2 separate regions of the Homo sapiens genome follow, and region 1 is linked to region 2. Evidence: chromatin loops called from intact Hi-C (ENCODE). Cell type or tissue: IMR-90. All regions are shown on one strand. Links, peaks and the distances in the headings refer to the core of each region. The heading gives the core; the rest is flanking DNA. Region 1 has its middle 20 kb from the start of METTL9. Region 2 has its middle 81 kb from the start of LINC02890.

What was found. Peaks named below come from ENCODE experiments on the same cell type or tissue, not always from the same donor. Only the 100,000 strongest peaks of a DNase experiment are listed, where the experiment ranks them.
Region 1: it touches region 2 in a loop (14-fold over the local background); 40 of 110 quality-filtered maps call a loop at or near these places.

Annotation. Positions count from the first base shown.
Region 1 is chr16:21,576,707-21,582,090 of GRCh38, reverse strand. No RefSeq gene overlaps it. Among named protein-coding and RNA genes, the nearest start is that of METTL9, 20 kb to the left of the region's middle. In IMR-90, for the core only: no CTCF peak of the experiment used is centred there; no DNase peak of the experiment used is centred there; H3K27me3 peaks cover 1,177 bases.
Region 2 is chr16:22,692,036-22,697,419 of GRCh38, reverse strand. No RefSeq gene overlaps it. Among named protein-coding and RNA genes, the nearest start is that of LINC02890, 81 kb to the right of the region's middle. In IMR-90, for the core only: no CTCF peak of the experiment used is centred there; a DNase peak (open chromatin) is centred at 2,299.

The sequences.
Region 1 (5,384 bases), core at 84-5,083, 1.1 Mb after region 2:
ACAGGCATGCGCCACCAGGCCTGGCTAATTTTTGTATTTTGAGTAGAGACAGGGTTTCACCGTGTTGGCCAGGCTGATCTCAAATGGGAATACAGGCGTGAGCCACCACGCCCGGCCATAAGTTTTTGTTTCTCTTGGGAAAAAAGCTAGCAGTGGGATTTCTGGATCATATGTCAGCTGTATATTTAACTTTAAAAGAAACTGCCAAACTGTTTTTTAAAGTAGATGTATCATTTTAATTCCTACCAAGAATGTATGAGAGTTCTGGATGCTCCACATCCTTTGTCAGCACTTGGTATTCAGTTTTTATTTTAGCTATTCTAATTGTTATGTACGGGTGACTCATTAGGGCTTTAATTTACATTTTCCTAATGACCAATAATGTTGAGCATCTTTTCATGGACTTACTTTCCATTTGTATATCTTCTTTGGTGAAGTGTCTGTTCAAATCTTTGCCCATTTTTATTTTGTTTTTTCAAGTCATCCATGGAATACAAACTGTATTAGTTGGGTCTCACACTGCTATGAAGAAATACCCGAGACTGGGTCACTTATAAAGGAAAAAGTTTAATTGACTCACAGTTCCACATTGCTGGGGAGGCCTTAGGAAACTTACAATCATGGCAGAAGGCAAAGGAGAAGTAGGCACCTTCTTCACAGGGCAGCAGGATGGAGTGAGTGCAAGCACAGGGAATGCCAGATGGTTATAAAACCAGCGGATCTCCTGAGACTCACTCACTATCATGAGAACCGTATAGGGGAAACTGTCCTCATGATCCAAATACCTCCACCTAGTCTGCCCTTGACACATGGGGATTATGGGGATTACAATTCAAGATGAGATTTGGGTAGGGAAACAAAGCCTAATTACAAACTTTGCCTTTATTTTTATTATTATTATTTTTTTGACTAGATCTTCCTCTGTCACCCAGGCTGGAGTTCTGTGACATGATCATCATAGCTCACTGCAACCTTGAACTCCTGGGCTCAGGTAGTCCTCCCACTTCAGCGTCCTGAGTCACTGGGATTACAGGTGTATGCCACAATACCTAGCTAATTGTTAATTTTTTGTAGAGATGATGTCTCCCTACATTGCCCAGGCTGGTCTTGAACTCTGAGCCTCAAGTGATCCTCCCACCTCAGCCTCCCAAAGTACTGGGACTACAGGCAAGAGCCACTGTGCCCAGACCACCATTTTTTAAGTTAGGTTGATTGTCATTTTATAATTGAATTGTGACAGTTCTTCACATATTCTACATAGAAGTTTTTATCGAATAGGCATTTTGTTTTGTAAATATTTTCTTCCAGTCTGTGGTTCACATTTTTCATTTTCTTAACCATGTCTCTCAAAGATCAGAGGTTTTAAATTTTGAAATCAAACTTACTAATTTTTTCACTTATGATTTGCAATTGGGTATCATATTTAAGAAAATTTTCTCATTCCAGAGTCACAAAGATTTTTTCCTATGTTTTATTCTAAAAGATGTATGGTTTTAAATATTACATTTAGGTCTAAAATCCATTGGTGCAAGGTATGGGTTGAGATTCATTTTTGTTCTTTTCTTGGAGCAGGGACTAAGTCTCTCTCTGTGGCCCAGGCCGGGGTGCAGTGGGATGATCTCGGCTCACTGCAGCCTTAGTCTCCTAGGTTCAAGCAATTCTGCCTCAGCCTCCTGAGTAGCTGGGACTACAGGCGTGCACCAACACTCCCTGCTAATTTTTTTGTATTTTTAGTAGAGACAGAGTTTCACCATGTTGGCCAGGCTGGTCTTGAGCCACTGGTCTCAGATGATCTGCCCACCTCGGCCTCCCAAAGTGTTGGGATTACAGGTATGAGCCACCGCGCCTGGCCAGAGGCAAGGAGTTTGAGACCAGCCTGGGCAACATAGTGAGACTCCATTTCTACAAAAAAAAAATTTTTTTTTAATTAGCTGGGCATGGTGGCATGCACCTGTAATCCCAGCTACTCACGAGGCTGAGGTGGGAGGATTACTTGAGCCCAGGAGATTGAGGCTGCAGTGAGCTATGATTGCACCACTGCATTCCAGCCTGAGTAGCAGAGCAAGATACTGTCTCGGCAGGCAGATCACCTGAGGTAGGGAGTTCGAGACCAGCCTGATCAATATAGAGAAACCCCATCTCTACTAAAAATACAAATTAGCTGGGTGTGGTGGCACATGCCTATAATCCCAGCTACTTGGGAGGCTGAGGCAGGAGAATCACTCGAACCCGGGAGGCAGAGGTTGCAGTGAGCCGAGATCACGCCATTGCACGACAATTGCCCAGACAGACATTGCCTGTGCAACAAGAGCAAAACTCCGTCTCAAATAAATAAATAACGAATATAAATTTCCAGTTGTTCATTCCCAGTATATAGAAATACAATTGATTTTTATATATTGACCTTGTATCTTGTGACTTTGCTAAACATTTCCTAATAGAGTTTTATTTCTTCCTTTCCAATTTGTATGCCTTTAATCTATTTTTCTTGTCTTATTTTACTGGCTAGGATCTCCAGTATAATTTGTAATAGAAGTAGAAAAAACAAACATCCTTGCCTTTTTCCCAATCTTAGGACAGAAGCATTCAGTAATATCACCTCTGCAGGATATCAGCCACACATTTTTTCGTAGAGGACTTTGTCAGGTTGAGGAATTGCACTTCTACTCTTAGTGGGCTGACAGTTTTTAGCGTGAGTGGATGTTGCATTTCATCAAATGCTTTTCCTACATCACGTAAGATGGTCATGGGGCTTTTATTCTTTTTCTGTTGATATGGTAAATTACACTGATTGATTTCAACATTGAGTGTTGAATCAACACTGCATTCCACAATTAGCCCCATTTAGTTGTATTTATTTTCCTTTTCATATTAGCTAGATTAGATTTGCTGATATTCTGTTGAAGACTTTTGTATCTATATTCATGAAGAATACTGGTCTATGTTTTCTTATGTCTTTGATTAAAGTATCAGGGTAATACTGATAAGATGAACTAGGAAGTGTTCTCTTCAATCTTCTGAAAGAGTTTGTGTTAAATTGGTATTATTTCTTTCTTAAATATTTGGTAGAATTTACCAGTAAAACCATCTGGGTCTGGAGTTTTCTTGGAAAAGATCTAAGTTGTCAGATTTATTGATATAAAGATTTCATAATATTTCCGTATTATCCTTTATATATCTGCAGAATCTGGACTGATGCCTTGTTTTTCATTTCTGATACTGGAAATTCATGTCTTCTTTTTTTCTTGACTAGTCTAGCAAGACGTTTATCGCTTTTATTGGTGTTTTCAAAGAAACAGTTTTGGCATAATTGATTTTGTTTTTTAAATGTTATTGGTTTCTGATCTTATTATTTCCTCCTTCTGTTTAAATTGGGTTTGATTTGCTCTTTTTCTCATTTTTCTAACTTCTTAATAAAAGCACAGATCATTGATTTGAGCCCCTTTCTTCTTGTTTTGCTTCTTCTTTTTCTTTTTTCACACAGGGTCTTGCCTGTCACCTAGGCTGCAATGCAGTGGCATGATCACAGCTCACTGCAGCCTTGACCTTCCCGGGCTCAGGTGGTCCTCCCACCTCAGTCTCCCAAGTAGCTGAGACTACAGGCACACACCGCCATGTCCGGCTAATTTTTGTATTTTTTGTAGAGATGTGGTTTCGCCATGTTTCCCAAGCTGGTCTCAAACTCCTGGGCTCAAGTGATCCTCCTGCCTCGGCCTCCCAAAGTGCTAGGATTACAGGCATGAGCCACTGCACCTGGCCAAGACCCTTTTCTAATATTAGCATTTTATGCCAAACATTTCCCTCTGTGCACTGTTTTTGTTACATCCCATGAATTTTGAACAGAAGTTTTTACTTCTGTTCAATTCAAAACATTTTCTAATTTCCTTTGTGAGTTCCTCTTTGATTTATGAGTTATTTCTAAGTGTATATTAAAACTTCTAGATATTTGAGAATTTCCCAAGTATATTTCTTATTGGTTTCTAATTCAATTCCATCGTGATCAAAGGAGATACTTTATATGGTTACTATTCTTTTACATTTGTTATGGTTTGCTTTATTTCCCAGAAGATGGTCTATCTTGGTAAATGTTCCATTTGACTGAAAAAGAACATGTATTCTCTTGTGGTTGGGCAGTGTGTTCTATAAATGTCAATTGGTCCAAGTTTTGTTAGAGTATTGCTTACATCTTCTATATACTTATTGGTTTTCTCTCTACTTGTTCCGTTGATTTATTTTTTTGTTTGTTTGATTTTGGTGTTTTGTCTTTGTGGGGTTTTTTCTTTTTTTTTTTTTGAGACAGGGTCTTGCTCTGTTGCCCAGGTTGGAGTGCAGTGACATGATCACTGCTTACTGCAGCCTCAACCTCCTGGGCTCAAATGATTCTCTTGCCTCAGCCTCCCAAGTAGCTGGGACTATAGGCACATGCCACCATGTCTGACTAATTTGTTGTTGCTGTTGTTGTTGTTTTTAGTAGAGACAGGATCTCACTATGTTGCCCTAGCTGGTCTCTAACTCTTGAGCTCACACTATCATCCCACCTCGGCCTCCCAAAGTGCTGGGATTACAGATGTGAGCCACCCTGCCCAGTGTTTTCTGTTAATTTCTAAAAGAGAAGTATTGAAATCTCCACCTGTAATTGTGGATTTGTCTATTTCTCCATTCTCTTCTATCAGCTTTTGCTTCATGAATTTTGAAGCTCTGTTGTTATGCACATACATGTTTAGGATTATTTTATCTTCTTGATTAATTGACCCATTTTTCATAATATGGTCTTCCTCTTTATCATTGATAACATTCCTTCTTCTGAAGTCTACTTTGTCTACTATGAATACAGTTACTGCAACTTTGCTTAGTGCGTTTGCCTGTTTTTTGTTTGTTTCTGTTTTTGTTTTTTTTAGACAGAGTGTCGCTCTGTCGCTAGGCTGGAGTGCAATGGCATGATCTCGGCTCGCTGCAACCTCTGCCTCCCAGGTCCAAGAGATTCTCCCACCTCAGCCTCTGGAGTAGCTGGGACTATAGGCGCCTGCCACAGTGCCCAGCTAATTTTTGTATTTTTATTAGAGAGGGGGTTTCACCAATTGGCCAGGCTGGTCTCAAACTCCTGACCTTGTGATAGGCCCGCCTCGGCTTCCCAAAGTGCTGGGATTACAGGCGTGAGCCACCGTGCCCGACCTTGCCTGTTATTTTTTTAAAGTCTTTTCACTTTTTTTTTTTTTTGAGACTGAGTCTCACTCTATTGCCCAGGCTGGAGTTCAGTGGCGCAATCTCGGCTCACTGCACCTCTGCCTCCCAGGTTCAAGCAATTCTCCTGCCTCAGCCTCCCAAGTAGCTGGGATTACAGCAGCCTGCTATCATACCCGGCTAGTTTTTGTATTTTTAGTAGA
Region 2 (5,384 bases), core at 253-5,252:
AGGCAGAGGTTGCAGTGAGCCGAGACCACACCACTGCTCTCCAGCCTGGGCAACAGAGCTAGACTCCATTAAAAAAAAAAATACAAAATACAAAAATTACCCAAGCATGGTGGCACACACCTGTAATCCCAGCTACTAGGGAGGCTGAGGTAGGAGAATTGCTTGAACCTGGGAGGTGGAGGTTGCAGTGAGCCAAGATCACGCCACTGCACTCCAGCCTGGGCAACACAGAGAAACTCTACTAAAAAGAGAGAGAGAGAAAAAAAAGAATTAGAAAGAAAAAGAAAGAAATCAATATAGAAAGTATAGGGGAGACAATAATCTGATTGGCATCACATTTTTAATTAACAACAAATATTAACTGGAAAACAATGGAGCAATATCTTCAAATCTGTGCAAGGCCATGGCAACAGATTTAAATATCAAAGGGAAATTGAAGAAAGTCTAACAAAATTAAAACTTAAGTAATTGACCAAAGAAGAAGAAAACCTAAACAGATCAATAACATGAACGATTGGAAAGGTCAAGATCTACCATTTTAAAAATCACCACACTTGCATAGATTTACATCCAAGTTTACCAAGCCTTAAAAAAAAGATAATTCTTCCTATATTATTAAAGTATCTTAGACTACAGAAAAAAATGAAACTCCCCAAGTTGACTATGACTTCGAAGAAGTTAGCAAAGCACTTTGCACAAAGCTCTTAGAACCATTCTGCCTTGTTCAAGTCATGGCTATAATACTTACTGGCTGTGTGACCTTGGGCAAGTTATTTATTCTCTTCCTTTCTCCACTCCCTTCTCTGTTAAATGACGAGGAAACTCTACTTCATGGAGATTGTTGTGAAGATTAAGTGAGTTTATAACTATCAACTGCTTAGAACAGTGTCTGGTGCCTATTAAGGCCCACATGCATACATATTTGATATTACTACTTTTATGAAATTAGAATCACCTTATTAGTTAAGCCTGATGAAGAAAGCACAAAAACAGAAAGCCACAGACAAATTCATTTATGAATACAGATACACATTTGTAAATAAATATTAGAAAATTAAGCTCATCAGTTCATCAAAAGAATAATACACTTATATTAGGAGCACAAGAATGGCTTAACATCATAGCTGGGCATCATGGTGGGCACCTGTAATTCCAGCTACTTGGGAGGCTGATGCAGGAGAATCTATCACTGTGATCCATTATATCTACCACTTAAAGTAGAAATTTCAGATGCTGTATGGTTGTAAGATAAACCTATAAAAATGAAGAGCTTTTCTATCAGTAATTATCACATAGTACTTTTTATTTTATTTATTTATTTTTTTGATACAGGATCTCGCTCTGTTGCCCAGGCTGTAGTGCAGTGGTGCAGTCACAGCTCACTGCATCCTCCATATCCTGGGCTCAAGCGATCCTCCCACCTCAGCCTCCTAAGTAGCTGGGACTTTGATACAGGATCTCGCTCTGTTGCCCAGGCTGTAGTGCAGTGGTGCAGTCACAGCTCACTGCATCCTCCATATCCTGGGCTCAAGCGATCCTCCCACCTCAGCCTCCTAAGTAGCTGGGACTACAGGCGTGCCACCGCATCCAGCTAATTTTTGCATTTTTCTTCGTAGAGACAAGGTTTCTCCATATTGCCCAGGCTGGTCTCAAACTCCTGGCTCCAGTAATCCTCCAGCGTCAGCCTCCCAAAGTGCTGGTATTATAGGAGTGAGCCACTGCGCCCAGCCCCACATAGTACTTTTAATAATTAAATAAACTTAGCAAAGTCAGTGTGGGCAATATGAGAAGGTCATGGAATGCTAGTCCAAGAAATCTGGTATTTATGAAATATATAGCAGGAAAAATTCAAGATGCCAAATAACATAAATAGGTCTATGTCTTTGGAGATGGATAGCAGTGAGGATTCTGAAGACAGAGAGACCCTTAGGAAATTATTGCAATAGTCCAGTCAAATGGTAGAGGAAAATTGAGCTGAGACAGAGGTCTTTCCAGAGGAATAATCGCTGGTACTGCTTTGGAGAAATAAACAGAATTTGTTAACTAAAGTCCAGACTGGGTAGACTGTTTTTACTACTAGGCTAAGGAACACGGGTGAAGAGAGTATTTCGGGAAAGATGACATTGAGTTGAGTCAAGCTGATTTTGAAGCACTCCCAGAACACCCACTGGTTAGAAAGGCAGATCAGAAGCTTCAAATAAAAGCAGGGACTAAAAAATTAACAGAGAGATTATTTAAGAAGCAACGATTCTGGAGCTACGAGAGGACATGAGGTCACCCAGGGAGAATGTGTAGCCTGCAAGGAAGGCTGAGACAGAACCTCAGAACATGCTGACATTTAAGGGATGGAATGAAAACAGCCGGTCAGTAAGAAGTTCTAGTGGTTGTTGGAGAGCCAAGAGCATGCAGAGCCCCATAAACTAGTGAAGAGATCCAAAAAGGATCACAAACCCAGCAGTTTGGAATGCCAAAGCAGGATCAAGGCGGAGGAGGAGCATTCAGCAAAGCAGCCTGCAGGTCCTTAGGAGAAACAAGTTCAGTGAAATGGGCATCTTGCAGCCCATTAAGCAGAGATAGAAAGTAGGTGGACTAAAGAATCCAAACGGCTTTTCAGTAAAAGTGGGTAAGAGCTTCAATTTGGGGATCAGGTTAACATGGATTCACATCTCAGCTCTACTGTTGGACATTTGTCAATCATTCCATATCTCTGAGCCTAACTTTCCTTATATGTAAAATAGGATAGTCCCAGTACTATCTTCGTAGGAGTTATTGTGACAATGGAGATAATCCATTAAAGGGGCTTAGATTGGCATCTAACATAGTTAAGAGGTCAGTAAACTTGGGGGTATTTGCGGGGCACAGTGGCTCATGCCTGTAATCCCAGCACTTTGGGAGGCCAAGGCTGGTGGATCACTTAAGGTCGGGAGTTCAAGACCAGCCTGGGCAACATGGTGAAACCCCATCTCTACTAAAAATACAAAAATTAGCCAGGCATGGTGGCGCAAATCTGTAATCCCAGCTACTCAGGAGGCTGAGCCAGGAGAATCGTTTGAACCCAGGAGGCAGAGGTTGCAGTGAGCCAAGATCGTGCCACTGCACTTCAGCCTGGGAGACAGAGTAAGAGTCCGTCTCATAAAAACAAAATGAAACAAAACAAAACTTGGGGGTATTATTGTTATTTCAATAAAATAGATGATGATCCCATCTGCTGAGAAAGGGATGAAAGCAGGTGGAAAGGGAGGAACAGCTGCTTACGTGTGTTTAAATAGACTACTTCCCAAAGCTTTTTTTTTTTTTAAATAAAAAATGACCAGACAGCTGAGATGAACTTGAAATAGACCTGGCCATCCAACCCAGCCAGACCACTCTTCCCAGAATCACTCACTGACTGAGCACTGGAGTGGTGGGAGCGGAAGAAATAAATTGTTGGGAGAATTGTTGGCTTGAAGAATGGCAAGGGTTAAAATGATCTGGTGTGGGAAAAGGACAGGATTTGAGCACAATAGGGAGAGCTCACTTAGACTTGGAGGCCGGGGCAGAGTTGTAGGAGTCATACCAGGGAAAGATCAAGCTAATTTATAGGAAGGAAAAAATCTAGAAATGAGGAACTTGAGTCGGAGGGGGTGATTCAGAGAACTGAGCATATAACCAGTCATGCTTCTTCCATTTTTTCGTATGGTCACTCTCTTACCTAGATACCTATGATACATTCAATAATCATTACTTTGGCCAGACACGGTGGCTCACACCTGTAATCCCAACTCTTAGGGAGCCCAAGGCAGGAGGATTCCTTGAGCCCAGGAGTTCAAGATCAGCCTGGGCAACATGGTGAGACCCTCTCTTTACAAAAATTTTAAAAATTACCCAAGCATGGTGGCATTCACGTGTGGTCCCAGCTACTCAGGAGGCCACTTAAGTCCAGAAGGTCCAGGCTGCAGTGAGTCATGTTCATGGCACTGCACCCCAGCCTGGGTGACAGAGAGAGAACCTATCTCAAAAAAAAAAAATCATCATCATCATTTCTTAAAACAACATTAATCATAGGTCACCTTTTTAGAGGCAAGCAGGCATTCTGTTAAACACAGTCCCCATATCAATTCTATGGGTCAAGAAGCCCTTGATGCCCATTACAGGTAAGTAAACTTTCACAGAGTGACAGGACTAAGATTTGAACCTGGGCAATCTGAATCCCAAGGCTGAGTAACCACAGCACATAACTATAAGCAGGGCATTTCGGTACGCAGCTTCTTGGATGACCTCAATACTCCCTGCCTCCTGGTAGCCCCACTCTTGTGTAATTCCCTCCCCGCTTGTGTGTGGGCTTTATTTAGTGGCCGACTTCTAGCAAGCAGAATGCAGAAGAGGAGAGATGTCACTTCTGGAATTAGATTACAAAGAGATGGCATCTTCCGTCTGGAGCACTCTCTCACTCTCACTCCAAGGGAAGCCAGCTGCCATGTTGTGAGCTGTCCAAGGATCCCAGTGACAAAGAACTGAGGAAGTCCTCTGGCCAGCAGTCAGCAAGAAACCGAGACCCTAGACCCTTAGCTCCAACAGCCTACAAATAACTGAAACCTTCCAAAAACCATGGGAGGGAGCCTAGAAGCAGATTCTCCCCAGCTGAGACTTCACATGAGACCACAGCTCCAGCATGTACTCTGACTGCAACCTGGTAAGAGACTTTGAGGTCTGACTGCAACCTGGTAAGCAACCTCAAGCCAGAGATACACAGGAAAGCCATGCCCAAATTCCTAACCCACAGAAACTGAGACAATAAATGTTTGCTGTTTCAAGCTGCTAAGTTGTGGAGTGATTGGTTATGCTGCAATAGTTAGTGAGTGCATCTACTCTGTGCCTAACACTTCCTAGATGTTAGGAATAAGACTTGGTCCCTGACGTCTGAGCATTTATAGGGGAAACAATGATATAAACAAATGATTCCAGCACAACATGGCCCAGGGTGGAGAATTGCACTAGTGGGCAACTGTAATGGAGGGAAACCAGAAAATATTCACAGAGGAGGTGAAATTTGGTTTGCATCTTGAAGGATGAATCAAAGCTAGCTAGACGGATGAAGGGGAATGGATAGTCAAAGCAAAGAGAACAGATACATGCCAAAGTACAGAAGATGAAACAGCAATTAAATATTTGTGGTTGAGTGTAGCTGACAGTAGAGACAACCAAGTAATGGAAAATCTTGCATGCTTTGCAAAAACCTCTGAACTTTCAAAAGACTGTCATGTACAATACATACTTGATTTATTTGAGAAGCTGCACTCTTTAGAAGTCATTTTTAGGTCAGAGGTCACAAGCTGGCATCCCTTGGAGAATATGGCCAGCACACATGCTTCTTTGGCCCTCAAAGTTATTTTACTAGTTTGAAT